Regions from separate parts of the Mus musculus genome. Here regions 2 and 3 are each linked to region 1. A link is a loop called in an ENCODE intact Hi-C map of the cell type or tissue named here. Cell type or tissue: left cerebral cortex. All regions are shown on one strand. Links, peaks and the distances in the headings refer to the core of each region. The heading gives the core; the rest is flanking DNA. Region 1 overlaps Tbc1d22a (TBC1 domain family, member 22a). Region 2 overlaps Tbc1d22a (TBC1 domain family, member 22a). Region 3 overlaps Tbc1d22a (TBC1 domain family, member 22a).

Region 1 (10,092 bases), core at 521-8,520:
CTCTACACTGCACTGGCCTTGTTTCAGATGGAACGAGTCAGCAGCGAGGCAGAGGTCCTCTCCAGAAGGGTATCAATGGGCAGAGCCTAAGAGCTGAAAAATGTCCACACCGAATGGAGAGGTTTTGAAAGAAAAATCATGACTCTCACCTTAGTAAGTGTGCTGTGAGGGTAGAAGAGAGTGGAACCATCGCTGGAACATTCAGGGGGAGGGGACACCCGGAAGACATGTCACAGATGTCTAGAGAGAAAGCTTTTCAAGATGTGCTGAATGGGGAGAGAAGCTCAGAGGCAGAGAGACTGAGAAGTACCCAGTGAGCAGACAGGGAGCTAGCTGGCCAGTTCTGGCCTGAGAGCCATCCATCGCCAGTGAGAACTCGCTCATGTCTGCTGGAATCCATGGCCACGATTGGGAGCAGTTTCTTTTTATCTGAATCAGGAAACTGAACTGACTTCTTGGCTCCAGCTCATCTCTCAAGAACATCTGGGCAAACCCAAGGTCTTTGAATACCTTCAAATTTTCTGTTTCTGCAAAGTGAGAATAAAAGCCAGATTCCCAGAAAGTGGCACAGCGTATCACTGAAGACAGCTACAACCCTAGGAGCTCAGGTGGGGTAAAAAGATAGAGGTCCTGCTCCAATCTAGCCAGCCTCATGAGGTAGAGCTGGCCTCAGGCAAGGCACCCTTATCTCTCCGCCACCCTCCTCTCCTTGGGCAGCAAGAGATGCCAGACCACACAGCATCCACAGCATCTCTGCAAAGAGCCAAGCACTCAGTGTACAGGAAACACATCTGATACTGACTTTGCCCTTGGCTTGTGGGGAGGGCACTTCAGCATCCCTGGAGCCCCACATGGTGAGACAAGGCATCCTTTAGAAAGAAGCCCATCCAAGCGCGTACTTCCAACACTGAATATGCAAAATGAAGGCCTCTGGGAAGTCCCTGTTGGTTTGCTAACACTGTTCTCTTTCGAGTACCCATTTCTATAATTTGACATCCAGGCAGGAAAAGTATGCGCTCCACAAAGGCCAGAAATCAGCAGCTGCTCTATGCTAAGCAATGCCCTCCTTCTGCCTGGCCCCTTCGCTACCCAATCAATAGCCACAAACTCAGCCATCTGAATCTACATTTCTGATTCCTCCTCAGAGCATATCTCATCCCCTCTGTGGTGAACTGTGGACTTCTGGTCACTGTTCTAATTCAACATCGAGGGCCACAGGGGAAAGCTCAACAGACTCGCATTTTGCCTCATGGGCAGAGAGGACAGGTTAGGTTTCGCCCTCCAAAGGAGGAGAACCCATGCTGGCTCTGTACTCAGCCCAAGCCAACCATCTTCACATTGTGATGGGGTCTCTGCTGGGGTAACAGAAGGGACTCCAGGACAAGCACAGGGACACATAAGAGGCCATAGAGATAGCCAGCCCAGGTTTGAACCAGTAAGGTAGCATCAGGTAGCAACACACTGAAACTATCTTTAATCTTCCCACCTAGGGCTTACCATCTAATACCATCCCTCACATGCAAGAAACCAAAACCTCCCTGAGGGATAGGACATGGCCAATGACAAGTGCCAAAAGGCACATAATTTAAACTCTTTTATTGCCACACAATTTACATAACACAGAAATTCGAAACAGATAATCACAGCTGCTCTATGTCCAAGAATACAGTGGTCCTGGAGGAGTATGTAAGCTGGATCACATGACCAATGCTCGTCTGTTTTCTCTGCTACTGCCCACTGCCCAGCCTCTCTCAACAGCCATTCCAGGCTGGGAGAAAGGCCTGATGGACACGTGAGCTGGCCTAGCTGTTCCCTAATAAAGATCTCAGGGACTGTGCACTAGTCAACACCAGGCTGGTGAAGGCCAAGGGTGTGCTGGAAGTGCCCCAGAGGGGAATGGGATCAGAGGCCACAGACCCTGACATGACCAACGGTTCAGAAAGGAAGGGACCAGACACTGTTACCAGAGACTAACACACACCAGGAGAAATGCTATAAGAACTCAAAACTGCTCATCCCTGTAACCCAAAGTGTATGTGAACACTTACAGCAACATGTCATACTGCAGTCAAAACTGTAAGCATATTTATGACTGTTTACAACAGAAATAGTCCACAATAAAAAGTAATATAGAGAACCAGCATAAACATCATCTTACAGCGCTAGCTACAGCAACCGAAAGGCCCTGTCATGGAGAAAGAAGTGATAAATATCTAGCAAAGAACCCAACTTGGCTTTGCTGTCTGCAGTGCTGGCAGAGAGTCTGCAAAGCAGTGGTTAGTTACCCTGGCCCCAGGTCACCCCGCAGCTCTGAGGACCCCATGGCCTGTTCTCAAGTAGCTGTCTCAATGAGGCATTACTTAAAATTCACATGCAGCCTGCTTTTAAAACCACTGCAGTTAATCACAGGCCAATTTATGGGCCTAGAATGAACCCCAGCTAGCTACACAAGCACGGTCTCTCCACAGCAGCAGCCCTGTGGTTCTCAGGGTCCCTGATGGAAAGCTGCCAACTTGAGATTTACACGGCAGGGGCCTAGGCAGACCCTAACTCCATGAGGATACTCAAGAGCTCCTGTCAAGTCTCTCCTCCACGCTGTCTGAAGGAGTGAAAATATCAGAGGCCCTGAATACCGAGGAAATGTATCAAGCCACTCCTAATGAGCAAAGCCCTCCGTGACAAAGCCATCCCTCAAATAACAAACAAGCTCTCACCCCACTCTGAAACAAGACTGCCACCCAGGAAGAAGGCCCGCCAGTGAGGAGGTGGCCGGGGAAGTTCTCATTTGGTATTTCTTATACAGACACCCACACTTGTGAGCACACGTGTTCTCGCTCTCACTCTCATTCTGGCTCTCTCACTTGCTCTCAGTCTGTAAACTGTTTCCCAAGGTCCCTCAGAACTGGACCTTAACATGCTTTTTAGATGTTTTGTTTATAAATGTCAACTTGGAATTGAAACTTGAAATGCCTGAAATGCTATTTTCTCTCTCGGGAATGAGGGGGCGCACTTGTCTCCAGTGAATCACAGTGCCTGGTAGGCTCAAAACCAAGTTGAATATGTGCACCTTATCATAAGAAACTCCAAAGTCCTGACTCAGGAGACACTGAACCACAGGTATCACCAGCAAATCTGGCAAGGACAACCTGAGAGCAAAAGGATGGAGGGAGGGAGGGAGGGAGGGAGGTTGGGAGGGAGGGAGGGAGGGAGGGAGGGAGGACAAGGAGGAGGAGGGGGAGGAGGAGGAGGAGGAGGAGACGCCACGGCCACAAGAAGGAAAAGAAGACACAAGACAGACCTAGCCAGTCCACACCCGAGACCCATGATGAGTCATGAGCATGGGATCCTGGAGCAGGACTGTGGGACGGAGGAACCATGGAACAGGACACCCCAGCACAAGTCACCCTGACTCCTGGGCTCCTAAGCAACATCTCTTCTTCAAACTAAGTCTTCAGAACACATGGCATGTCCCTAGGCCACGAGGCCACTCAAGCCACGATTAGATTCCTTCCGAATGGTTTCTGTCAACCTGAGACCTCAGCCCAAGTTCCAGTCAGCCCAAGACCACACGAGTCCCTGACTGTGAGGAAGGCACAGGCCTGACCTGCTGTGTCCCCACAGTCTCTGCTCAGAAAGGCCTGTCTGAGGGGCTCCTGGCAGCACCATGTTCTGAAAATAGAAGGAGACGTAGAGGTTTTTTTAATGCATACTGAAGTACAGGGAAGCAAGATGACATGATGTCTGGGATTTTCTTTGAAATACTCCAGCAAAGGAAAAGAGGGACAGATGAGCCGACCGTGGCCACAACTGACAGTCGCTGAATGTCGGGGACTGGCGTCCTGGCTTCATTGCATGTTCTCTTGACCTTTGTGTGTGGTTGAAATTTTTCATAACGCAGGTCTTTTTTTTTTTTTTAAGTCGAGAGAGAAGGTAAAGGAGGCACAGGCCTTCTGACAATGACTGATGACGCTCTCGTTCTGGAAAACTCCTGCTTCCTGAGCAGCAGAGCCTCCCCCTTCTGGTGAGGAGCTGCCTCCCTCTCACACCCAGGCACCCCAGGATCATCCACATTTCTTAGTGTGCCCATTCAAAGATCTAATGTCCTGATAAGGAGGCTGTCACCAGCCCAATGATATGCACACGTGGGATGGATGGCCCTGCTAACAAGGAGCCACATTCAAGGCGTCCTCCCCACTGAACATCAGAGCAGTGACTGCCGTTCACCTTGGCATCTGACAGCGTTGCTTACCTGTGGCATATGTGTGCTGCTGGCAAACACATAAGGGAAAAGGAAAGAGCAAGGTGCCCAGCCGCAGACCCTCAGTGGCAAACTCTGCAGGGTTGGCCTGGCAACAGCACTAATGGCAACATGACGCGCTTCTTGTCCCAGCCAGATGAATGTCTAAGCAGCCTCTCGTGCTTTAAACACAGAATGTTCCCCCTGAGCCAACACCCCCAGCCCACCCACAGGCCCGGCACTGCCAGTTCCCGGCTGGCTGCTGCAAGCAGGAACTGCGGCAAGACACTAGGTCATTCCGAAGCCGCCTTGCGCCACTTCCTTCCTGGGAGCCGGAGCCCCAGCTTGAGGACAGCGACCCACTCCGAGGTCCCCAGCCTGCAGCCTCCACGCGATCATCACTCTATCACTTTCAAATAAGAGCCTAATATTTTGAGCATAATGATTTTAAGGAGCTCAACAATTTCTTTGCATGCATTATTCATTTGTGACACAAAACTGTTATTTCACTGAGATTACTGTAAATCGCTACATGAAGAGCTGGCTTGCATGAACAATTAAATGATAGATATGATAAACTAGATTTATAAGCTTTATGTTCCTATAACATAAATTCCCTGAATGATTTAACTCGGCAGAGCCAGAAAATCCCTTCCAGATGCCAAGTCTATGGATCTGCAGCTCCCCCACCAGCATTTCCCAAAAACTTACTCAAGGCTGAAAGGAAAACATTTAATAAAAGGTTTAATGTCACTATGGTAACCAGAGCAACTTGTTTCAAAAATGAATAATAGCCCTGTTAGGTGCTTCATTAAAATTTTCCCAACCAAATACTGCCCTTAATCTTCTCAATGGAACAAAAGGCTTATTCAGAATACATGTACACGACTGAGACTCAGGCAGACACAAGCCTGCGCCTGAGCGCAGACATCCGTCAGTCGGCAACACAAAGATGGGATCCAATCAGCTGAGATGAGAGAAAGTTGGGTATTTATCCGGAAACAATTGATTAAAACCCTCAGTATCCCACTGTTTGGGTCTTTTCTTCACTAATCAGAAAATTAAGGGCGGTCCTACTCTCAGCAGTGTCCCTCTCCTGACACAGGTAACTACTGCCTGCAGACAGCACAGAAACCGAAGACTACAGAGTCCTAGACACCAGGGCCCCTGGGCTGCCGGCCCAGCAGAGCTGTCTTCTCCAGAGTTCTAGAGCAGAAGCAACAAGAACTTAAGACCTGGCCACTGGTGACCCCTGGATAAGGCTATGACCATGTCTAACCCAACATGCTCCGCTGCTGTCCACTCCAGGGTCAGTTAAGAGCCACAAGCTCACAGTGCTTCCCAGCCCACAGTTCAACATGCGGTTCCACCCATCAACTGCTGTAGTGCCCAAAGGGATGCTGAGACTGTCATACGCACGCATGGGTCCAGCTACAGATCCTATAGGGGCCCAGATGGAAGATCCGACTCAGGCCAACCCTGTTCAGGAATTACCTAGCAGCCTTGGCCTGTGCATCCCATCTGAGCTGTACTGCTGGTCTGTCTATTCCACTCATCACTCTCCCAGTTCTCATACCCAACCACCTTTGAAATGTGCCCATCTGAAGCCTGAGCCCATGGCTGTTACATGGTACAGAGGAGGTGTTTATGAAGCCCTGAGGGTGGATACACCAAGATGAAGGGGCCACGCAGACTCTCAGCAGTCACCTCACTAGAGCTGTTCATGCAAACCTCTCCAAACCAGAGAGACAGGGAAAGGCAGCAGCACATGGACGACGACGACTCATGGCCTGCAGGCAGTTAAGTACGGTAAGAACAGCAGGGAGGTGCAGAAATGATTCTCAGTGGACTCTGCCCAGAGGACCAGAAGGATTGAGTAAGAGTCCAGTCCCCACACCCACCACACCCTGCCCTCAAATCTGCACCACAGTGAGGCCAGCCCACCCAGCCCAAGACTGTCCTCTTCTGCGAGTGACAGGTCAAAGAGAGACTGTGGAATCATGTCTTGCTGAACGCCACCTGCATCCAGCCTGAGATTTCTTAACACCCTTGCCCCACCACAGTAGGGAACTGGCATCTGTTATGGGATGAATTGAAAGCAGCTGCCCTTACAGATCATGTGAGAAGGTAGGGTGTTGTTCGCGGCTGCCTGTCAGTGTCTGTTCGCAGGTGAATTAGCTCCACAGATGCAGCTCACTTTCATTAATAGAAGAGAAACTTGACCTTTGTCATCCCAGAGAAGCAGGAGGTAACACAGCTCTGTTTGCCTGATGCCCTCAAAACAGATAATGGATCCAACAACCCTCCTCAGAGAGCATCCCAAAAGTCCCTAGGAGCTAAACACAGAACAAAGGGATCCCTAAGGCAGCTTGTTTCACCGAAGGCATCCTGGTCTACACTGGACTCCTGTGTGGCGATAACAAACGCAGGCTTAGTAACTGCAGAGGGCGGGCGAGCTCATAAGCATCTTCACAGTGACACTGTGAAACACACGGCGGGGGACACAGCACAGGGGCAGAACATTCGCCTAACATGCACATGGCCCACAACTCACAGCCCCATGCTTCAGAAAGAGGGGAAGAAGGCCAACGGTGTCTCCATCACTCAACACCCAGGCTAAGCTGCCTAGAAAACACAATGAGGCAGCCACATTGTGCCTACTCACGCTGTAGACCAGGCAAGCCTCTAACCACCTTCCATGTGTTAGGTGTAAAAGTGGGCACCGCCATGCCTGGCTCCATTCTCACTACTAAGATTTCATACAATGATACTAAACCACTGCATACACTGAGCACAGCAGCGTGTAAGTGCTACCCTGAGGACTTTCTGGAGTCAGGGGCTGCTAGTAACCCAACCAGTCAGGTATCTCACCAGCATGTCATATACTGACTGCTCAGAGCATGACCAACCAAGGACATTGCTCCTACCTAACACACTGCCTGTTCCCAATTCAACCAGCCAGCAGGTAGCACCACCATCTCATATAGCAGCTGTTCCCAGCACAGCTCACCAAGGTTATCACCGCTATCTAACACACTACCTACCCTAACTTATCCAACCAGCTGTGTTACCATTATTCCCATCTGACAGGAGAGGATGGTAAGGCACAGAGAAGCTGGTGTTCTTAGCTCATTCTAGTGAGAAATAACAGAATGTGCTGGACCCCGTGGCCACCACACCACAGTAGACGATGTCCTACACAAAGAAGCTAAAACCTAGAAAGCTTAAGAACTGGCTCAAAGGTGAAGGACTGGGCTGAGAGAAGTGTTTGGACATAACAATTCCCCTGAGTGTGTGGGACAGAGTACATCCCAGCCAAGTGCCTTGGTTTGCAGAGAGTAGCCTAGGAACTAAAGCCATGCCACGGTCTAGTAGAATCAGGACCCAAGTCCCGCTATTCTTTCCTCTGCTTTCCTGTTAGCACACAGGCTTCCTTCATGCTGCACAGCCTCTGTGCACTTCCCCACAACCATGCCTGTCAGGACACTCACCCCTCCTTTCCATGCCAGTCTACCAAGGCTACTCACTGGATTCTGTTTGCCTAGTCTGTATGCTGCAAAAGAGCTCTCTAGCACTTGCAGAAGGGACACTGGCTAGGCTCAATACGTTTGCGAGGTAAACTCATCAAGTGAGTATTGTGCTGGAGATTGAGCGTTTCATGTGTAATGTTTACTTTCTCCAGAAACTCTGTATCTAGCCAACAGCATGTACACTGCAGTTGGGGTAAATTAACATACACATCTCGCTTTGAAATGCATCCCCAAATTGACGGAGGGCTAGCTAGAGATGGGCAGATGGGGATAGACGTGTAGCACTCAATTTGGCTGCTTCCTTTCTGGTTAGAGGCCCTGGGTTTGGCTGGGGCTGCTGCTTTTCTCCTTTACCCTCTCTCTGTCCTGGCTAGTGTTCCCACTGCTGTGCTAACAGTAGTGGTGAATCCTTGTACTGTTCTTGACTTTAGAGGAAAGGCTTTCACTGTCTCATCATCAGGCTCGGGGCGAACAGTGGTCTTGTCCTGCACGGCCCTTGCTGTGTATGCGTCTCTTCTTCTTAACTTTTTACTGATTCTTTGTGAGTTTCACATCATACAGGCCAGTCCCATTCATCTCCTTTCGCCCTTACAACCAACCTCCCAAAATAAACCACACACACACATACAGCATAGAAAACATCTCACAGTGGAAGCCTTGGTATGTCACAGTGTGCCCCACAGTATATCACTCTGTCCAAAGTCAGAGAGGAAGGGGCTGGGTCCCATAGTTCCTTCCAGCTCCTTTAGGCTCCGCAGTCACTCTACACCACAAGAGAACTCCCATGACTCTGTGATAGCCTTCCTCTTTGCTCACTCTGCTGACTCAAGGTGAACTCCCTGGAGCTTCTGTCCTAAAAGCAGGCCACATGATGAGCGTCCTCCGCTTTCCATTCTCTGGGAAAATCCCAGTCTCACCTCCATCTCTGAAAGACGGGTTGGCCAGCATGGGGTATCCTGGGCTAGCCGGTTTGTTTTTCATATATTTTGAAATTTTTCATATATTTTCGGACTCAGGTCACAATTTTTGTTGAGAACCTTCTGGTAAGTCTTATAAAGCTCTCTTGTAGAGGACAAGTTGCTTTTTTGCTTCTGCTTTCAAAATTCTCTCTGGATATCAATGATGTGAGGCTCAGCGGACTTGAGTTTTGGTGTCTCCCCTCAGCCAGGGAGATTCCAGTGAACATCTCTTTACAGCGCGCTGGGCCTCTGTGGCTTTTCTCCTATCGGTTCACTGTCAGGCCCAGGGAGCCCCAGTGCGGACTTCACTCTTACCATTCCTACTCTCCTGCTGGGTAACTGCACACAGCCTGTTTGAGCTTCCTTCTGCTTGGAAGAGCCTAGTGCTGAAGCTCCTGACGCACTTCCTAGTTCAGTCATATTGCTTAGCTACAGCTCTCGAGTTTGTTTCTGTCTGTTGTTAAACGGCTCACTTTGTTCGCCCCTGTTTTCTGTTTTCTTGCGTCGACTATAAAGTCTTATTCACTGGTCCCTAAGCTTCTATAGCACAGTGACTGGACCCTTCCTGTAGGCCTCCATTGCTGTGGGATGTGTGACTAGAACACTCGTGTGCTTCATACATGTCTCTGTTCTCCTTGCAGTCTTAGGTAGCCATGTTTATGTACTTTCACTGAGTAGCTTCAGAGAAAGCTCTTCTTGGGGTTTCCTAGTTGGCCTTCCATTACTGTGGCAAAAAAACGCTCTAATCAAAACCAACTTGGGAGACACATGATTATTCGGCTTGCATGTCCCAGTCACAGTGCACTAGTGAGGAAGTCAGGACAGGAACCCAGCAGGAGCAGCGACAAGAATCCCAAAGGCTGCTGCTGCTCCCGAGGCCTGTTCAGCCTCCTTCCTATGCCACCTAGCACCTATGCCCTCCTACAGCACTCATAAATCAAGAAAATGTCCCACAAACTAGCCACGGGACAGGCCGATGGAGCCAACTCCTAAAGTGAGGGTGGCTAGAGTTGGCGTCAAGTTGACAAAGACTGAACAGCACAAGAGGACCGGTAAGTAAAACATTCCACTTGCAGCCCCCTCTGCCAGTCAGGTGTGAGAGAAGATCTCTCCGATGCATGCACAGCACAGGTGCTTGCTACAAGGCTCCTGTTTATCTTCCCTAAGGCAGTGCTTGTAAGTGTTCAAAGTCAGGTTCTGTCTCCCAAGCCAGTGAAGTCAGTTAGCTGTCTGTGTGCTCACGCTCTATCTGTGAAGGCCACGAACTGTATATAGGGAATGGAAAGATGACCTCAGAGGGCACTTGCTTTGGGGGGCTGCTAGAAGGACACATGGTCTAGGTGGGGGTGTCTGCAAGTGTAGCAGC
Region 2 (10,092 bases), core at 1,219-9,218, 67 kb before region 1:
TCACCACCATAAACTCCAAGGCATTTTCCTTACCTGGGTAAGAATCCCTGTATCCTATGAGAGTCACCCCCTTCCCACCCTCTTCCCAGTTCCTGGCAGCATCCACCAACTCCTGTCTGTATCCGTGCCTATTCTGGATGCCTCCCAGGGAGGAGCCCAGGCCTTGTGGCCTTCAGGGTGCGTGTGTGCTAGAGACTGAGCAGGGCTTGTTCTCTGTAAGCTGGCAAACAGCGGATTGCCTAGATTACGGGGGAAGGACATAGCAGGTGCTGGGCTGATACATTTTATGGGACCTATCACTACAGACATAGCCCCGTGCAGAGAGCTAGACAGGATAGACAACGACCCCTGCACCACCACCACCCCAGGAGGCTAATTCATTAAAGGAAAACATATGTTCAGGGACCAGAACAGCCAGGTGTCAGATAGCCAGCCCCTGTGTGAAGGATACTGTCACTCATGTCACACTGGACCCAAAGTATTCACAACCCTAAGAGACACAATTGCTCATCAACTTTCCCCCCTCCCCTTGGATACAGGTCAGACTTATAGGCATGGCTGTGGTACCTCATCTGACCCTCCTGAATTGTCTTGTGACAGCCATACACTCCTGCAGCTCTGTCCCCTACTGCCTGCAGGGATGCAAGAATCCTCTCCTGATAGTCCTCAGAGGCCCACTCCCGGAAAATGTCTGATCTCAGAAAGGCGGCATTTGATCTGAGCACACCCTTTAGTGAATACACTGTTCAGTGACTCTGTGAGAAAGGTGCTCTCTCCCTGCTTGCTCCCTTAGGTTGCAGCGGCAGAAGTTATCACCTCTCTCAGGTGACAGATGCAATAGAGAGAACACCTCAGCCTGCTTCACATCCAGTCCAGCCCAGTGCCCGCTTTCCACTGACTGAAATGGGAAGATCAAGAATGCATATGTGGGTGTGAACTGTCTCCTCCTGCTCCCTGGGGAAAACTCTTTAGCAGAATTGATTCCCATCCTGTGAGTCTAAGAGCAAGTCTGACTTTATTTTCCAGTCTCAGGGCATCGAATCAACAACCGCATTCAGAGGACAGCTTCTGAGATGTTTTCCATTGGCATACCCTTTTTCAAGGGCCTTCCAAGCACAGAGACATTTCCTCAAGCAGAATCAAAGGTAAACACCAAGAAAGGCCCTCTCAGACCTCTGGTTCACAGAAGCAGCTGAGCTAGCACAGCCTGGGCCTGCATAACACAGGCACTGTGTGGGGCAAGCAGAAGTCTCAATATTTCTTAGTCTGTTTAGCCAGCCTATTATTTTATCCAAGGAAATGTCAGCAGCCTATTCTGGGTGTCATTTCTCACAGCAGGTCATTTGTTACTCTTCAGTGTAACGAAGTAATGGCATTTAACTCCAAGAAGCCCTCTGCCAATTCGTCTTCTAAACGCCAAGAGGATCATGCTTGGCCTCACTGTTAGAATGGAATAAATATCCTAGTCCTTACAGCAGCCACATACACTGTGGATAGGCAAGGATAGAGACCTAGGGCCTTCTCTGTAGAAGGGTCTGGGGTAGAAAGGAAGAAAGAGTCTCATGCATAGCAGGAAAGACAATGCTGCTGGAGCCATCTCAACAGCTCATCTTTCCCCAGGGCTGCTAAGGACAGCATGACTGGGACATGTACAGGCCCTGTGGTCAGAACCAAGTGAAGATTGCTACTGTGTTCAATGGACAAGGCCAGTGCTATAAGGAGGGGACAGCACTGGGGGAAGTCCTAGTCATCCCAAAAGTCTGCACTGATGTGAGTGTAGACAGAAAGCTGCAGGGGACAGAAAGTAGGTGCTAAGTGGTGGGTGGGCAGATAGAAGAAACAATCTAAATGACTTAGACAGGAGGCAGGCACAGGTATTTAATTGTTTTGCAATGTAAAAAGGCTATGTTAGGATAGCAAAGAATGAAAATGTCTGCCCATCTTCCCACACCCAGAAACAAAGAGGAGCAGGAGGTGAAACAGGCTCAAAATGGAGACCAGTGCAGTGACAGTGAGGAGGGCTGCCTGCCCTAGGACATCTGCCACCTTCTTCTTTTTTTTTTTTTGCCTGTTTTATTTTTCTTTTTTTTTTTAATTAGGTATTTTCCTCGTTTACATTTTCAATGCTATTCCCAAAGGTCCCCCATACCCACCCCCCCAATCCCCTACCCTCCCACTCCCCCTTTTTGGCCCTGGCGTTCCCCTGTACTGGGGCATATAAAGTTTGCAAGTCCAATGGGCCTCTCTTTGCAGTGATGGCTGACTAGGCCATCTTTTGATACATATGCAGCTAGAGACAAGAGCTCCGGGGTACTGGTTAGTTCATATTGTTGTTCCACCTATAGGGTTGCAGTTCCCTTTAGCTCCTTGGGTAATTTCTCTAGCTCCTCCATTGGGGGCCGTGTGACCCATCCAATAGCTGACTGTGATCATCCACTTCTGTGTTTGCTAGGCCCCAGCATAGTCTCACAAGAGACAGCTATATCAGGGTCCTTTCAGCAAATGCTTGCTAGTGTATGCAATGGTGTCAGCATTTGGAAGCTGATTATGGGATGGATCCCTGCATATGGCAATCACTAGACGGTCCATCCTTTCGTCACAGCTCCAAATTTTGTCTCTGTAACTCCTTCCATGGGCGTTTTGTTCCCATTTCTAAGAAAGGGTAAAGTGTCCACACTTTGGTCTTCATTCTTCTTGAATTTCATGCATTTGGCAAGTAATTGGCAGGATCAACATCTGCCACCTTCTAACCACTGAGTCTTTGTTCTGTTTGCATACACTCAACCACCTAGGGAAAAAGCGCCAATGAGAGAGCACAGTGGCAGCCTCAGGACAAGGTCTAGGAAGCTTCAGGGCCTGGTGTGAGTCCTGGGCACTCCCTCCACATTTCCCCTGCCTCTCTGATACACTGCAGCCTCTGGCTGGGGGACAGAGTGGAGGAGCTCCTATAAGAGCTAACTGTATGGATTTAGGAAGTAGGACTTAGTGAGTAGAAACTGTCAGTAAAGCATTCAGCGCATGGGCTGTCACTCAAGCAAAGGACTGAACTGATGTCATGACATCACCCCAACTTAAGGACTCCCGGCTGGGGAGGCCTCCAGGGATGGCATCAGGATTTGAAATGGCCAAGGTACCTGAGCACTTGAATTTTACCTTCTAATATGAGGCAGTGAGTGGAGCTGGGATCTCTTTCATATCAATTCACATAACAGAGGGTGGCGCCTGGAAAGGAGGAAAATGACTCCAGTTTATATGTCTCCCCTCCTACCAAAGGATCCTTCGACACTGGTACAGATGTCTAGTATGCCAGGCTGTAGAGTAAAGAGCCAGCACCTGGCAGAGAGCAAGCTCCTGGTGGTAGGAAGGAGGGAGAGGCTGTTGTCATGACGACACTAATCACCTATGCTGCACAAACCCTGCAATAAACCTCTTCACATAATTAGGAGCTTAACTGGTAATCAAAAATATTCTGTTCTTTATAAGCAAGCTGGAATTGCTCTATGGATCTAATCTTCACATTTCCCAACTTGGGAGTTTTAAATTTGAAACCCTGACACTTTGGTGATAGAGATTGTACCACTTAATTACGCAGATTTGGGCTCTGTTGTGGAGAAAGGGTCCTGCTTTGGTGAGGGTAGCACCACAACGCCAGACTATAAATTCACAAAACTCTGGTTCAGCAAAAACAACTAACACTGTGATCAAATTGGTTTTGCAGTGGGAATGTTTAATTCTAATATAAATAACGTTCAATTCAAGGTTATAGAAGACACCACAGTCACCGTTCCCTCTCTACTCCACTGCTGAAAACTTCAGCCACCACCTGTGGGGCCACAGCACAAACCTACGATTGGAGGGAGGGGTGTGAACAGACAAGAACCACAAGATAAGGGTGAGATGGGTTAGCCTGAGCATATTTACGACCCAGGAGCTGTTCAGTGGCCTGGGAGACAGTCCCAGCTGAAGAGCACCGGCGGCTGCTTCTCACAGCAACAGTTAGCTCCCTATCCCCCGCCCTCCATAGCCCTGACCAACCTCACAGAACCCGCAGTCAGGAAAGCAAGACTCCGGAAGAAGGTGGGCCTGTGCTGCAGGATGCTGTGCTGCAGGATGCTGGTGGGGAGACAAGCACAGAAAGAAAGGCACTCCCTGGGCCTGCGATGTCACTTTCTGTTCTTTCACAACATAGCAATCTTACCGCGCCTGGGCTCTTGGCTTCACAACACCACTGTGAGTAGGCATTCTTGTTCATAGAAAAATTACTCGCTGAAGCAGTAACTGGTTCTATCTCAAGCTTGAAGCACTAACAAGAAACTGGGGTGGGAAGGGAGAGGGTGAGACAAGAGCATCTTTTTAATGTCTGAAAAAGGAAACTGCTCCTTCACTGCCCTCTGGACTCAGTGGTTTTTGGCTGCTCATTTGTAGGGATATTTGCCAATTAAAAAAAAAGGGGGGGGGGGGTGGGGAAGCAAATGAGACAGAGATGGAAGTGGAGGGGTGTCTGTCCAGTGTAGATGGCTGCCCATACTAAGTTCACAGTGGTATGAAGGAAGGTGACGTTGAGACGGGTGAGACTCATAGAGCCTGGACACAGCTCTGGGCTGACCCATATAAATCCCTATCATCACAGAGACTGAAAGTTGAGAGCCAACCCAACTGAAGGTTGCCATAGGACAGGACAGAGAAAGATGCAGAGACTCTGAGGTAGACAAGGGCTATTGGGTAATGCCTACAGCAGCACAAATGAGTATGGTCCACTATAGTCAGCAATTGCACAGGGGACAAGTCAATCCCACAGTCACAGTCCCCACCGCAAAGGACAGAATGTAGCTTGCAGAGGCCCCACACAGCACATGCCACAAGCTCAATCTCCCATCTATGCTTCCTGGTACTGACCCTGAACCCGGAAGGGTACCCCAAAGCCTGTGTCTCTCAGGCCTACAACGGTGCTAGCACAGAGCAGATGTTCATTAATGCAGGACGAGGGAGTAAACAGACTTCCTTCAAAGAGTCTGTGGTCTAGGAGGAATGACTAATTACAACCATAATGAGAAAAACTACTCCTTGAGGAATGAGAAGTAGGCGCCAGCCCAGTTTCTCAGCTACAGAAAACATTCAGGCTATTACTGAGCTGACGGCTGTGCATCGGAACTCTCATTTGAGTATGCCAATGACAGTGCAAGCAACACTACAGTAAAAGGGAAGTCACTCAAATCGAAGGAAGCAAGTATGCCCCCTTAACTCGCCCTTGCCACCCCCTCAAGAAGACTCGGTTCTCTCAGAAGGTGGAGAACAAGTTGGCTATTTTGAAAGCCTCAAAAAAACTACAGCTGTGAAAAAAAAAAAAAAAGCTGAGTTTGCCTTTGAAAATTATAGGCGCAGTTTCTCAGGAAAGCAGGGTGCTCATATGTCCCTGGGGGATCCTAACTGTCTCAACCCCAACCCTGCTCTCCCTGACACGGGACAGCAGGGAATCCAGGGTCCTTATGGGTCATTAAGCCACAAGATGAGCACCTGAGACAGGCTCAGCCCTCCAGCACCTCAAGGATGTCTGCCTGAGTGTGGTATTAACAGATTTGGGTCCCTTTCTTATTCCTTAATGAGGAAAGGCATCTTGGACTTTCAGCTAAGACCTTCTTTCTGACTCTGTATTCCAATTAGGAGACTACACAGACAGACACCCACTTCTCAGCAGTGGGGACCTATGGAAATGAACTTGCTAAGGATACAAACATCATAAATCAATCTACTAAAGTGATTCATCTCTATCTAATTAGTCAAAAGTAACCGAGGGTCTTCATATCAACCAACAAAGCAGCCCTGATTCAAATTGTGCATAAAAGCAGCAGAGAGAATAAAGGACCAAAATAAGACCAGCAACCCAGCCTGCTCACCCTGAATCCTTGGTCAGTCAGCCCCACAAAGATGGTTTCATTCACCCCACACCAGGGGGTCTTTCACTGGGACAAAATTCACCTCCGTGGGTTGTTTAGGGCCCACTCTTGTCACAAACATGAATGCAGTGCAGGCTCTGGGAAAGCTGTGTGGCTTAAGCACGTGCCCTGGGGGGCAGGTCAGGAAGGCAGCAGAAAAGCAGGGCTACTGTATCCTGTAAAAACTCTTAAGTGCTTGTAAGAGGGAAAGTCCAACAAATTTATGACAGGCCAACGGCTCATAACAATAATCTACAAAGAGTTATTTCTCAGTAAGAAACACATGGCAGTAGGCCACCTGAGAATAAAGAAAACACCCTCAAACAGCTTTGTAGGAAAGAAGCCAGCTAAAGCCATGAAGTAAAACTAACTGATCCCCAACACATACGACTCACCCACACTGGGAGGTTCATTTCAGTTAAAAATGGTGCCTGCCCAATCCAAGGAATAAGAAGCAGACTTTTAGAACCTACAGGGCCAGCTCCAAACATAGTACTCAGCCCTAAGAGGATCAGGAAGACTTTGTGGGGAGGGGTTAACAAAATGCACCGAGACCCCTGGGAGACTCTCAGAGCACAGTGTGGCAGGAAGAGTCAAAGGTCCATCCGCCATGGTTAGGAAATCAAGGCAGCAGAAGCCTGAGGCAGCCGGCCACAGGGCATCCACAGTCAGAAGACAGCAGGGAATGCATGCTGGTTCTCAGCTCCCTTTCAGCAGTCTTCCCTGTCCAGAGAACAGGGTCAGCCTCAATGGGCAGGTCTTCCTCAACTAACATAATCCAGATAAAGCTGGCTCTCATGGCACTCCCAGGTGATTCTAGAGTCTGTGAATTGACAATTAACACTGCCCATCACAAATACTAACACACAAGAGTTCTGCAGGGCAGGTTCAAGTTCTCCGCGGAGTAAAACAACTGGGCACTTTTTTTCAAAATCAGCGTAGAAGAAATCTGAGTCACTCAAAGTGCTACCTGCAAGAGGAAGTCAGCCACACCCTGTCACTGAAAATATGGGCACTGCAGAAGCTGCTGCACAGTCTTCCGGGAAGCTGATCCCAGTGGCTCAGCCACATCCCTTCTTGTGGGGGCAGACGTCAAATCACATGACTTATGGTTTATTTTATTTTCTGTGTGTAGAGTGCCTGTGTGCCTATATGCTCTGAAAGAGTGCTTGGTGCCCTCAGAGGCCAGAGAGGGTATTAGATCCCCTGCACTGGAGCTACACACAGTTACAAGCTGCCATGTGGGTATTGGCAACCAAACCCAAGTTCTCTACAGTAACAACAAATGCTTTAAACTACTGAACCATCTCTCTGCCTCACATCCTCCTACCATAAGGAATGTGGCACACGGATGCCAGAAGGATTACCTAAAGCAATCAAGGCAGCCGCCTCAACTTCAGGGAGAAGGTGGAAGAGCAGGCCATGCTGGGGCCCCTGACACAGGCTGGCTAGAGGCAGGCTCAGAGTTACAGGCTGCCAGCAGGGACTGACACTGGCTATCTTGAAGACTGCTCCTCAACCTGACCCTTTCCCTTTGTCCCTTTACATTGGTAGGTGAAATATCAGCATTAGTAAGGCGGGATCTACATGTTTGTATTTCCCACTGCCAGAGGCTCTCCCTGGCCAGTTCCTATAGACATCTGCATCTGGCTCTCCTTTCACAGCAAGCACTGGTCTAGCTCAGCACCTCAAAAGGGCTCAGGAACGCTGCATCAGCACACAAGTGAAAAGCTGTTCCATTAACTTTCTCTGCAGAGCAACCCATCACAGTCCACAGTCACAATACTACCTAACATGCAACCTCCACAAATCACCTGTTAGTTAGAAGGACACTGGTGGCCATGCATGGAGGTGCACACCTGAAATCCTAGTACTTGAGGCTGAGGTAGGCAGATCAAGACCTTGAGAGCATCCTGGCCTACAGAGTGAATCTAGTCTGGCTTAGGCTATATGGAGAGGCATTATTTTTTAAAAAGAGGGTGGGGGAGGAGATGGAGATAGGGAAGAATTAATGTCATTTATCCTGCCTCCCTACTCTAAAGACTCAGACTGAATCCTTAGCACTTGGCCTTGGAAGGCCTACTGTCAAAACCTGGTGCCTCAATTTTCTGGGGTAAGCACAAGGCCACTAAGAGAAGAGCTATGAAAAATGTGGTCTCTATCAACCAAATTACATAGAGAAGCTTTCTTCTCCCTCATTTGTGTTAAATGCACAAAATGCAGAATTTGGGGTGTGGGCCTAGAAAGCCTCAAGCCACACAGAAATTAGGGTACATTACTGAGACAGGAGCCTGGCTCCTAAGGTCTCTGTGCTTGTTGTAGGTGTGTATCAACTCTAAGGATGGGTCAATCAATGCGATATGAGAGATACAGAAGCCTGAGTATAAAGGCAGACAGACAGACATACCTCATCATTTAAGCTGCAGGGGTTTTAGTGGGTGAGTGTGAGAAGGAGCCTCAGTGTCAACCCACAGCCAGAATGCACAGTGAATGTACGGCACAATTTTAAAAGGAACTTGGAAACATTCTTGACATTCATTTGTCACGTTCCATGACATTTTCAGTGGAGTTTCAAAACCTAGATTGTCATAAATTAGTATAATGAATATCGATGTTTATTCAAAAGCAGTTAAGAAATTAGGATCAACACTAAAGCTACATGAGATAAAAAGGTTAACTATCAGAATGAATGCAAGTTATCTAAAAACCAAGGGCAAAGACCTGAACACCCTTGACCCCAACCTCCAAATCTAAGGGCTCCTGGCCCATTGACTTCAGAGTACCATGCAGCAATCAAATTATTTAACTCCAGAGCAATTGGGTTTCACATATGGAGTGTTCTACCTGAAACATCTGTGGAAACACTGTTAACCCTAAGTACTGACATCTAGGCCTCTAGCCCCAGCATCTCAGATAAGTGTGTCCAGCTTATGCCTGTATTTTCTAGCAGGGTTGTATGAAAGGTTCTTTATGACAGGAAGCCTGGCCAAAGGCTTTCGTTTCTCATCTTTAAGAAAATTCATTCTCTTAAAAGTTGCCTGGGAGTCTTGTTCTGTGCTGTGTTCAGGTGGTGTTGACAAGCTAAATGGCCTAGACTTGTCCACTGTATGTCAATTTGAGGGCCTTTGAGTCGAGCATCAAAAGGATGCAAAGGATAACGCAATTTCTAAATTGGGTCTGACACCGTGACTCACACTAAGGTTTGACAGCAGTACACATCATGTTGGTGCCAGGTTTCAAACAGACTCAGAGGCTCCTCTGTTGGAGGCTGGAAGAGAAACTCGGTAAATTGGAAGGACAGCTTGGACGTGTGGCCTTGCCTTGATTCATCATTAGCGGGCAGTCCCTCTGTGAGATTCTCCATCCTCCAAGGGCCTAAACAAAAACAAGCCTGAGTCTTTGACACAATCCCCCACTTCCAAGGAATCAGAACCATATTTTGGGCAGAAGTCAACAGGATCCTGCTGATGAAAATGGAGGCAGCTTTCAGGGATACCCAGGGAGGGAATGCTGGAAGGGCCAAGTGAAACAGGTCAGCTCAAAGGGCTGAGGAGCCAGACAGCATCAAAGGAAGCAGATACATGAGCTAACAGGATCAGTGCCTTCCAGAGAAGCAGTCCAGGCTGACACTCAAAGGGATAATGAATACAAACTATGTCAATGAAAAAACTTCTGCTTCCAAGAATGAACTGGCTGCACCAGACTGCTGGGAAAGGGGTACCAGACTCCTTCCTGGTTCCTTGCCTGCTTTGAGCAAAGGACTGTCAGTCAAGCAGCTGGACAGACTACCACTGCACCAGCACCAACCATTGTAAACACACGAGGAACACCTTTGAGCAACTACACAACAACTGCAGCTGTTTGTTGCTGAAGCACAGCCAAATGTTTCAACAGCTTACACCATATTCCCTGTCTGTCAGGGAATCAAACCTCTTTTCTCTATATATGCACCTGCTGTTGAGGAGCTAGAATGTGCTTTTAGTTGTAAGTATTCATATCTCCTACTTTGTAACACCAACACCTATATCTCAAGCAATTTTTGAGACATGTATTTTCCCCACCAACCTAAGAAGTTATTTGTAAAGACAATGACAGTGGTATGGAAGCCAGGGCAACAAGAACCAGCAACAAGGCTTCTGGATGTAAATTTAGGGTAAGC
Region 3 (10,092 bases), core at 914-8,913, 86 kb before region 1:
TTATGATAAGAAAAGGGGGATGGAACCCACCTTCAACAGTCACTGCCCTTCAGGGGCTTCTCATTTCTAGACTCTGCCTCTCTTCTGACTCTATGCAACCCCCAATTGTCCTTTTTCACACCATCCACCTGGAACAGCTCTGTCAGCAGGGCCACAACCACTTTCCCTCTCTAGTTAATGCTCTCTGAAACAAGCACGGTCCTTCTACTCCCTAGAACTGCAGAAATCAGGCAACAGGTTAGGGTTTTTTCTACACAGTGTATCCTGCCACTGATGAAAGGCTTACAGTGAGTCCAGTGGAGCTACGGGAGCTGCAGCCCTGCAGCTTCTCCAAATACTGTGGGTGCAGGATAAGGAGGAGGCTGCCAGCCAGGGCTGGAGCCCCAAGGACCAGGCATTTCCTGCTTGCACAGTCCAGTATCCTCACAATGGTGCAGCTACACAGATTTTCAGAGCTTCTATTATGAGAACACAAGCAAGCAGGTTGCACAGCCTGCCCTGGGACACTGGCATCCATCCTGTGCTGTGAAGAGCTGATCCTTGCATGGAGATAAAGATGCTTTACCCAGAGCACAGACATGGGCAGCTCTGCAGTAGTCACTGCTGCTCTTTGGAACAATCACAGTGTAAATCTGCAGTGTGCCTCCTTCTGAACCGCAGCACGAGAAAAAAAATCAATTCAAGCATTTCCCCAACTGCAGCGCTGGAGCAAGCCAGCCCTGGCCACAACTTAAGGCTCATGGAAAATATAAAATAGGCCTTCTGAGGGGCACAGGAGGAAAAGAAGAACCTGCTAGAACTGTGTAACTCGTAGCTCCTGCAAATAGTATTTCAAAGAACTAAATGAGGCCGGGGACACTTGTGAAATCGCTGGTAGGAAAAAACTTCAACCAGAGCCAAGCAAGAACGCAACCTGAGTGCAGAATAAATGCACAGGGTGCACTGACGAGAGAAAGAGCAGTACTTCGGAGGGAGGTTGAAAAGCAGCTAAACACACTGAATCCAATAAAGCAGCCCTAGAAGTGCGTGAGACTTCATAATATGGAAATGAGGTAATAACCATCAGACACAGAGACGACTCCCAGGCTCAATCAAGGAACGAACGTAGCACAGTTTCGAAGTTTTTGGCTCTGGTTTATAATGTCACTCAGTCACTTCCCAAACCAAGTCTCTCCTATGAAGAGGGCTATGACAATTTTCTTCCACCATGGGAGCAGCCAGGGGAAGGCTGGGAAGGGGCCTGCACACACAGAGGGCACACAGCCAGGACTCCACCTCAATAGAGTTCTCTGTACCCTTGGTCAAGTGACTCAGCCGACTCGGCCGGGACTCTGGGAAACAGGGTGTCTTCTACAGCTCACAGCTGACAGGCTGCTGTCACATATATACACAGGCCTGGTTCTGCTTGGCGTCACTTTGTTAATACTCTGCTCATTAATTTAACAAACTATCAGGAGGCTCCGCTTGGAATGGGCAAGCATTATCTCTCAAGTTTCATTTAATTAAACTCTGCTATTGCAATATGACATTCAGCACATCGCAGGGGGAATTATTTTAAGGACGAAGGTAAAAAGTATTTCAAAGGCCTCACTTAAACATGAAAGCATAATCTAAAATTGCCGGAGCACACACTATAATTTTTCTATAATATTGAAGATGTTCTTTCTGGACTTGGTAATTAATTGGATTCCATGGAGAAATTATTCTATCCTCCTTGATAGCAAATGATACACCCAGGCAGGGGAGGCAAGGCAAAGGACAGCCATCAGCAACCACCCTGCTGCCCAGATGAGAAGCTGCAGCTGACCCAGGAGGGAGGCTGGCTGCCAAGAGCACTGCATCTCCTTCCCCACTGAGTCCTGACTGGAGCACAGGCTGGATGGGCAGAACAGCAGCTTCTCCTGCTAAGGACGCACTTGGCTGAGAGCTAGCAGACCCAGGTACCACTGGCCAGATGAGAACAGGATGGTGGCGTCTGGCAGGGCTGGGGAGCAAGGCTGCCTCCCTAACCTCCCGCTAGAACTCTCCCTGCCCCAGGGAAGGCTGTGCTGGACACTGACTTACCATCAATCCGGCTCACAAGCTCTTCCAGCATCTTCACTTTCATCTGAATCCCAGGTTGGGCAAAGGTGTAGTTGTCCTAAGGGGGAAAAATTACAGCATATATTAAATGCACACAGGATAAAGCAACTTTGAGACCTTAAATTCAGGTACCCAGAACCCACATAAAAGCCAAGTCGCTGTGGAAGCCACCTGTAATCCCAGCACTTGGGAGAAGGAGACAGGGCATCCCCAGATCAGGCTGGCTGGCTGGACTAGCCACAGCTAGTGAGCTCTGGGTTCAACCAAGAGACTGTATCTCCAAGTAAAGTGGAGTGTGACTGAGGAAGGCAAGCAATGTCAACTCCAGGCCCACACAAATACCACTGTACACATACTCACACATGGGTGAACATACATAAAGACATACCACACATGAGCACCACCCGCTCCGGTAACCCAGATCCTCCAAAGAGGAAAAAGCGGTGAAAAGAGTTTATAATGCAAAACCATTTTATAAACAAACCAACTACACACTGCTAGGTTGCCTCACGAGAAACAGGTCCAGGGCCACACTCTGCATAACACCAACAGAGCACAGCACCACCAGGTCTCACTCCCATCTGATGTCAGAGGATGCACACAGCTCCCAGGAACGCTTCATGGAACATTTCTATTTGTTAATGTTGGATATTTACATTTAAATTGAACAAACCAGCACCCATGCGTCTGGCTCATTGAGCAGAACCACTGGCTGGAATGACCACCTCAATGGGCACCTGGACAGCCAGCACCCGGCCCACCAGGGAGCCAATGAGAAACGGCAAATGTGCTGACAGCGCAGCACTCAAGTGCTAAGAATGCAGCCACTGTATGAGAAGTGGCATGCGACTCTTCTCAGTGATGCGGGTGAGGCTCATATGGACTGGAGGCAGGGGTTGGGGGCAGATTTGGGGAGGGAGCCTTTGTGAAAGGGACTTGGAATAGAAGCATAGCTAATATTTAGCTACATGTGACATCTACAGTGTGTGCTCTCTCTGGGCACGGGTCCCATCATCTATTAGATGAGACTCAGCACCCCGCATTGTTGGACGGTTCTGAGCCTCAGACATTACAGAAGCCAGCAGAGGGGAAGGCTTTCAGACATGACATAGCATGGCAAATGGCAGCCCGCAAACCTCAGAGCACTCAGAAGTAGCATGGAGCACGGGCGAGAGAGCAGGGAAGAATGCCTACTCCCTCTCAGCCCACGGGGAGCACGTTCTGCAGCTTCACAGATGGTGGGGCACCCAGGTGGCCTGCACCCAAGGGCAGCAAGTGTCTGCAGTCAGCAGGCAACATAGCAGAGTGAGAAGCATCAGCCCTCCGTCCCCTTCAGAGCCTGCCAATAGCATGGAGCCTCAGCACCTGATCCTGAATGGGGAGCCTTCCAGGAAGACAGAAAGAATTAAGGACAGACGCTGGCTGGCAGAAGTTCTTAATGCCACTGTGGCTCAGTACTAACAAAGCCTACAAGCTATAGAGGTGTCTATCTACAACAGGAAGAGTAAGGCATGCTGGGACATCTCTCCCAGACAAAACTGCAGTGAGAGCCTCTAGACTTCCAGTTCACTCATATGCAAGGGTTAGAACAAGAAGAACTGTGTCTACCAACCTCGTGAGGGCTAGGCCAGGCCAGGCCTTCCAGAGACATAAGACAGCAACAAAGACAGGATCTGGGAACATGGTGGGAACTGCCCTGGGCCTTAGGATGGCCTCCTACCCAGATTTGGAAGGCCAGATCTCTGACAGGCTCATGCACTCTCGTGAAAGTCAGCTCTCCGGAGGAGCAACTATTGGGCTCAGTCTCATAGTCAAAACTTGAGGTCCCGAGGAACTGTACGAATCCCAGAGGGCCAAGCATCCTGCTAGCTGCGATGAAGCAGAAGCCAGAATCAGGACTAACTGGGTTCTAACATACCTAACCTTAAAAGCCATAGAAAATTTGGTTCTAGCCTACAGCTCTTCAGAGAGTCATCAATCGTCTTTGGATCTGAGCTTGCCAAGTATAACTTGGGAGACTTAATTTCTCCGAGGAGGTTAGCAGGAGGTTACTGCTCCAGTCTGTGGGTGCATATTTGGGTGGAGGAATTTATGAACAGTCTGAACTAGATAGAGATGAGAGAGACTAGCTAAGGGTGGTTTGCAGCCTCTGGGTCAGGAAGGCCCTACTGACCACTTACTATATTCTAGTCTGATACACCTCCCTGAGGTTGACAAGCCTCCTTACACAGCTAACTGGGGCTGTGATGGCTACCCCAATTACAGCTGAAGAAATCAGGGTGACACATCTTCTAACCTCCCCACACTTTACATGGTGAGAGCTTCACCCCCACCCACGAGACTAATCAGTGCTCTATGGGAGGACAGAGGCCCTATGGGCTCTTCTTGCCCAGCCCCAGCCTACCAACACTGGCTAGAGACAGTGTGGATTTAGCCAGTTATTTGGCTTCCACACTAGAAACCATTTCAAGCCCACTCACTGTGCAGCAAGAACGACAGCTCTCCTTTGCTTCCATCTGCCACTGTTTTGTTTTACTTCTCAGTTTGTTCAGAGCTCAGAAAGGGAAGCTGGCTTTTTAGAATCCAAACACTGAGGCAAGAATGATACCATTCTATAAGAGGAAAAGGGGAAGTGGGGGTCCTGCTTTGAAAGAACCTTCAAGGCCTTGGCACTCTGGCAAAGGCAGAAGACAAAACCAGCAGCAAAACCAGCAGCGTTCTCACTGGCCCAGCACTGGGCTGCCAGCCTACGCCAACAAAGACAGACAGACCAGGCCAGGGCGCACCTTTAGGGCCACTCTGTTGAATTAATTCTCATATATTCATATTCATTCTCTCTCTCTCGCTCTCGCTCTCTCTCTCTCTCGCTCTCTCTCTCTCTCTCTCTCTCTGACTTGACCTGACACGACACGACACGGGAAATGCCACACTTAGCAGTTACCTGCTGTGCTAATCTGGGGACAAAACATGTATTATATAGACACAGCACAGCACAGAAGGGAAGAGCATGGTGAATGCTGGTCCTGGGATACAGGACAGGGCCTGGCTGGGAGCAGCACAGTGAGGATGTGAGACCTGGGCTGCAGTAAAGCAGAGAGGTCCCAGGGTCCCTAGGGAGCATGGCATATTCAGGAAAGGGGGAGTGTGGGGCAAGACAAGAGCTGGGAGGAGGCCATTCTGAAGGAGTTACAAGCAGGAGGTGAGAAAGAACCATAGCTGCCCAATGATGTCAGCAGGGGGAAAGGGCAGCTGTCCACTGTTGCAGCTACAAGATTCAAATTGTGGAAGGATCCTGATTGTGCCGTGTAGAAATAACAGAGCGGGACTACAGAGGGTGAGGGCTATCAGCTACGAGACAAGAGCCATAATGGAGACAAAATGATGACAGAGCTTCCCACCGAGGACACAGTCAACCCAAACTGTCCCAAATGCTTCCCACTGACCTGGTCTGACTGGGTTTTTGAACTTGAATGCAGGATTTTACATTTATTCCTATTAGCGTGCTCACTTGATTGGTTCTGGGCTGGTATTCCAGGCAGCTGAACTCATTGTGAATCGTGATTATGTCATCCATCACATTAGCTGTCCCTCCAAGCTTAGAAGCACTGGTTAAAGCGATACCCTGAATGTCTCCATTACAGCCTCTGAGAAGAGGTGGGAAGGACGAAGACAAGGACAGGCTTGTGGCAAGCCTCTCAGAGTGCAGTCAGCACAGACCAGCCGCTGAAAACACATGGCGCCTTGCCTAACTCTGTGTTTCCCATCTGCTAGCTCAACTTCCTCCTGCTTCTCACCTATGAAAGACGGGCAGCATATCCCTCACAAGGGTGCAGGGTGAGCAACTGCATCTACTGGAGCCTACCACAGCACCTACCCCAAGTGCATTCCCAACCTTCCTGTCCCCAGCTTTGCTGATTACAGATCATTGTCCAACACTGAGAGGTCCTGACAGACACAGCAGGACAGCAGCCTCCTTGTGTAAGCCACTGTAGGAACATGCCCTGGGCTCATTTGTAGCCACGGGGCAAGCAGCATCTCAGAGTTATAACACTGTGGGCAGGATCCAGTAAGACAGTGCAGAGTGGTCAGGCCAGAGCTACTGCTGGATAGAGGACAGACAGACATGGACCAGAGATGAAGTAACAGGGTGAGCAAAGCCAGGCTGGGAAGGCCACCCTGCCAACCATGTGGCATCCTGGCAAAAACAAAACCATGGGGACCAGGTTCCATCAGAAGGCGAGGTGGATGAACAGGTGGCACACGGACGCTTACTGAGGACTAATGGACAGCACATGTTGTTAGGCATCTGCCAGACCCATAGTTTACAATGTTAATTAAACTATGAGTTTCAGTTGGTCATGACTCATTGACAGTGCCCTGTCAGTCACAAGTGTGTTACGTTAATGCAGGTGTTCTTCAGAACAGGGGAAGTGTGGCTGTGGGGGAGGGAGGGAGGGATGACATGGGAACGCTCCAGGGTTATGGTTTATCTGAAGTTGCTCTGAAACAGCCACTAACGTTTGAAAAGGAAGCAAAAAATAAGATTTTGTTACTAGATGTCAGGCAGTGGTGGCACACACCTTTAATCCCAATACTTGGGAGGCAGAAACAGGTAGATCTCTGAGTTCAAGGCCAGCTTGGTCTACACAGAGAGTTCCAGGGCAGGTAGAGCTATATAGTGAGACCCTGCCTGGAAGGAAGGAAGGAAGGAAGGAAGGGAGGGAGGGAGGGAGGGAGGGAGGGAGGGAGGGAGGGAAAGGGGAAGGAAAGGAGGCAAGAAGATGAGCACTTTCAATAATACATACACAGTCAGGAGGGAGAGGAGAGAAGAGGCCCAAATAAAGGAGATGCAAGTGTTTGGTGCCATCAGACAAGAGGGAGTCATGATGGGACCTTGACAAGAAGCAAGTGGCATCATAACAGGAGAGCATCTGTGACATACCAATCTGCCAAAACAGTACAGTGGCCCTCGAATGCACAGCTAACACTAAGAATGGAGTTATATGGTGAAGTCTGGCAAAGCCACAGAAGAACGAGACACACCTACTAGAGCTGGAAGTCTCAATGTCCTCAGCAACCCAGGGAAGGAAGGCAGACAGCACCAGGAGGACAGCAGACTAGGGCAGGACATCCAGCAGTGTGACCTGGCAATGACACTAACCTCGCCCACATAGAGGAACACACATTCTCTGTACTTGGAGTGTGAACCTGAACTTCCAGAACTTCAGAGAAGAGCAGCTCTCACCCCTCATCAAAGAAGCTTCTCTCAGCAGACAGAAACCATTTAAAAAGCTACAACCAGCTAAAATGTCCAAAACGACTGATTGTGGCGAGCCCAGTCCCAACGATACATCTTCTACACAACTCTACACCAGAGGCTCAGGGAACACTGCTGGAGAGGGTGTTGAAAGATTGCAAGAGCCAGAGCCCCAGGAAAGACTTACACAGCATTGTGTCTTCTACATGACAGTGAAGCTACCCCTGTGACATCCTAACATTATGGCTCCCTAAACAAGGCCCAAACAGTGACAACATCGGGTGACTTGCCAGTGTGGATGAGGGAAATCCTATGTGGCCCCACCCCTAGATAAACAGCACCAGGCAATTAAAAACTGCTTAGAGGGGGCAAATTAGCCTTCCCCAAAGATCAGCACCCTGACTGGCTAACCAATCCCAAGTGGTCAGCCCTAAAAGCATATGCACAGAAGCAACACTGAATGGACTCACACTCAAGCACACATGCACACACGCACACACACACACATACACCAATAATAAACAAAGAATAAAAGGCCATAAATTTGCAAAGGACTTATGGGGTAACATGTGAAGGGGTTAAGGGAGAAGGGGAAAATTATGTAGATAGATAGATAGATAGATATGCATATATATGTGCATATATATATATATATATATGGAGAGAGAGAGAGAGAGAGAGAGAGAGAGAGAGAAAGAGAGAGAGAGAGAGAGAGAGAGAGAGAGAGAGAATTTCCAGAAATCAATCAGCCGCTTGGCTGGTCCACTTTCAAGGTCCCTGGAGTGAGTCTGGAAGAGCTGCAGGCAGAAATGAGCAGACACCACAGAGCCTGGTGCGCCTGCTGCTCTAGCTACCCCTCCTCCCAGCTAGTGCTGCTCTCTGTGAAGCAGCTCCCCACACTAGAAGCATGGAGTCGAGAATTCCTGACAGCCAAACTCTGGGGTGAATAAGGCCTGGGCACTCACTGGTGACCAGGCCTGAATAAGCAGATGAACTTAACTTGGGCAGACCTGAACCCTGGGCAGGAGATCTTGTCTATAGAAAATAGACAGAGTGAGCTGAGTGTGGATGCATTCGTCACTCTCTGCTTTCTAACTGTGAATGAGATGTGACCTGCCAGCTCCTGCTCCTGCAGCCAGGATGTCCCCACCATGATCTGACTGCGAACCAGAACGAGCCCTTCTTCCTTCATGCTGCTTTTATTGGGGCATTTCATCACAGCAATGGAAAAAGAAACTACCACATCTGTGGCCTCTAGAAGAGAGACATAAGGTATCCTGTGAGTTGGTGAAGGATTTTTTAGTCATGACACAGAAGATAATACACAGCCCAAAATGATTCTATCAAAACTAAGACTTTTCTGGTCATTAGAAGGCACTATCTGAGCTGGTGACATGGCTCAGTGGGTAAGAGCACTGACTTCTTTTCCAAAGGTACTGAGTTCAAATCCCAGCAACCACATGGTGGATCACAGCCATCCATAATGAGATCTGATGCCCTCTTCTGGTGTGTTTGAAGACAGCTATGGTGAACTTATAATAATAAATAAATCTTTGGGCCGGAGCAAGTGGGGTTGGCCAGAGCAAGCAGAGGTCCTAAATTCAATTCCCAACAATCACATGAAGGCTCACAACCATCTGTACAACTACAGTGTGTACTCATATACATAAAATAAATAAATCTTTAAAACAAAAAAAGAAGGCACTGTCTGAAAAAGAAGCTGATATGCCATAATGGGGAGAGAGCATCTCCAGATATATGTCTTGACAAAGGATTACTATGAAGCATAAGTGAAGGGCACAGAGGAAGTACGATGTGACAGAAATAGCATTGTAGGTTAGACAGGCAGAATTAACAAGCATAGCTGGTGAGGACCCTGGTATGGTACACCCAATTCTGTGAGCCCCGTTCAGTTTTGTGAAGAGAAGTTTGGCCTTCTGAAAAACGTGGCCCTCCTTCCACACTGAGACTAGAAGGACTCAAGAAAAGTGAATATGTCAGAAGGGATGCGCTAAGCATTCACAGAAATTTCAGAGCACCCTGGCTGCTCTCAGCAGGAGATCAGCTGACTGACGTATTCAGGCAATGGCGAGTCAGGTGACTTAAAGGAATACCCTCGCGTTCAGGCAAAAACGTGGATTTTTATGTTTTTTTTCAAGACTGTTTTAAATTATTAGTTTTTATTTCATTTGTAACTTGCTTACTATTCACTCATAGTGAATCTCAGTAGCGCAGTTACGGAATGATTTTGTCCATTTAATACACCTCCATTTTATTGACCAAGACTCTCAAATCACATTTCTTCAGGACACAGAGCCAGGCTCAGCAGGGACCCCACTGAGGTCCATGTTTCCGTCTGTGAGCTGGCACGTGGTCCATCCACTCGCTCCGGAGGCAGTAGGTTGTCCTACAGGCTGTTCTCCTCCTCACTGTCCACAAGGCCAGGCCAGAGCCTCCTGTCCGAGCACAGCGGTCCTCCCTTACTCTCCCTCCTTTGAACTGAGTAAGTAACAGTGAGCCCCCAGGACACAGGAAGTTTGAAGTCCCAGCTGTCTAAACTCATTCCCGAGGGTCACTGAAGCTCTACTAGAAGGTCACCTCCCATGCCAGGACAATGCCCACTCCAGGCACCAGCCTTCTCTGGTGGCCTTCTCACCAGCAAGTTCCAGGATAATGGAGTTACTTCCCCTCCCATTCCTATTCCGCCAGGGCCACCAACCAGTTCTCAGATTGAATAATTCTTCCCCAAGGAA

Evidence for each region. Peaks named below come from ENCODE experiments on the same cell type or tissue, not always from the same donor. Only the 100,000 strongest peaks of a DNase experiment are listed, where the experiment ranks them.
Region 2: it touches region 1 in a loop (2.0-fold over the local background); 2 of 42 quality-filtered maps call a loop at or near these places.
Region 3: it touches region 1 in a loop (3-fold over the local background); 3 of 42 quality-filtered maps call a loop at or near these places.

Annotation. Positions count from the first base shown.
Region 1 is chr15:86,271,982-86,282,073 of GRCm38, reverse strand. The region is part of intron 4 of Tbc1d22a (TBC1 domain family, member 22a); the gene reads right to left. Among named protein-coding and RNA genes, the nearest start is that of Tbc1d22a, 63 kb to the right of the region's middle. In left cerebral cortex, for the core only: CTCF peaks have their summits at 4,016 (motif pointing left) and 4,943; DNase peaks (open chromatin) are centred at 4,056, 4,421, 4,913, 5,128 and 2 more places; H3K4me3 peaks cover 260 bases; H3K27ac peaks cover 2,843 bases.
Region 2 is chr15:86,340,066-86,350,157 of GRCm38, reverse strand. The region is part of intron 8 of Tbc1d22a (TBC1 domain family, member 22a); the gene reads right to left. Among named protein-coding and RNA genes, the nearest start is that of Tbc1d22a, 130 kb to the right of the region's middle. In left cerebral cortex, for the core only: no CTCF peak of the experiment used is centred there; DNase peaks (open chromatin) are centred at 4,193, 5,134, 6,312 and 7,178; H3K27ac peaks cover 193 bases.
Region 3 is chr15:86,358,653-86,368,744 of GRCm38, reverse strand. Tbc1d22a (TBC1 domain family, member 22a) reads right to left here. Exons shown (of 13, transcript NM_145476.2): 10 at 2,065-2,140. Among named protein-coding and RNA genes, the nearest start is that of Tbc1d22a, 150 kb to the right of the region's middle. In left cerebral cortex, for the core only: no CTCF peak of the experiment used is centred there; DNase peaks (open chromatin) are centred at 3,689, 4,604, 5,336 and 5,812; H3K27ac peaks cover 2,279 bases.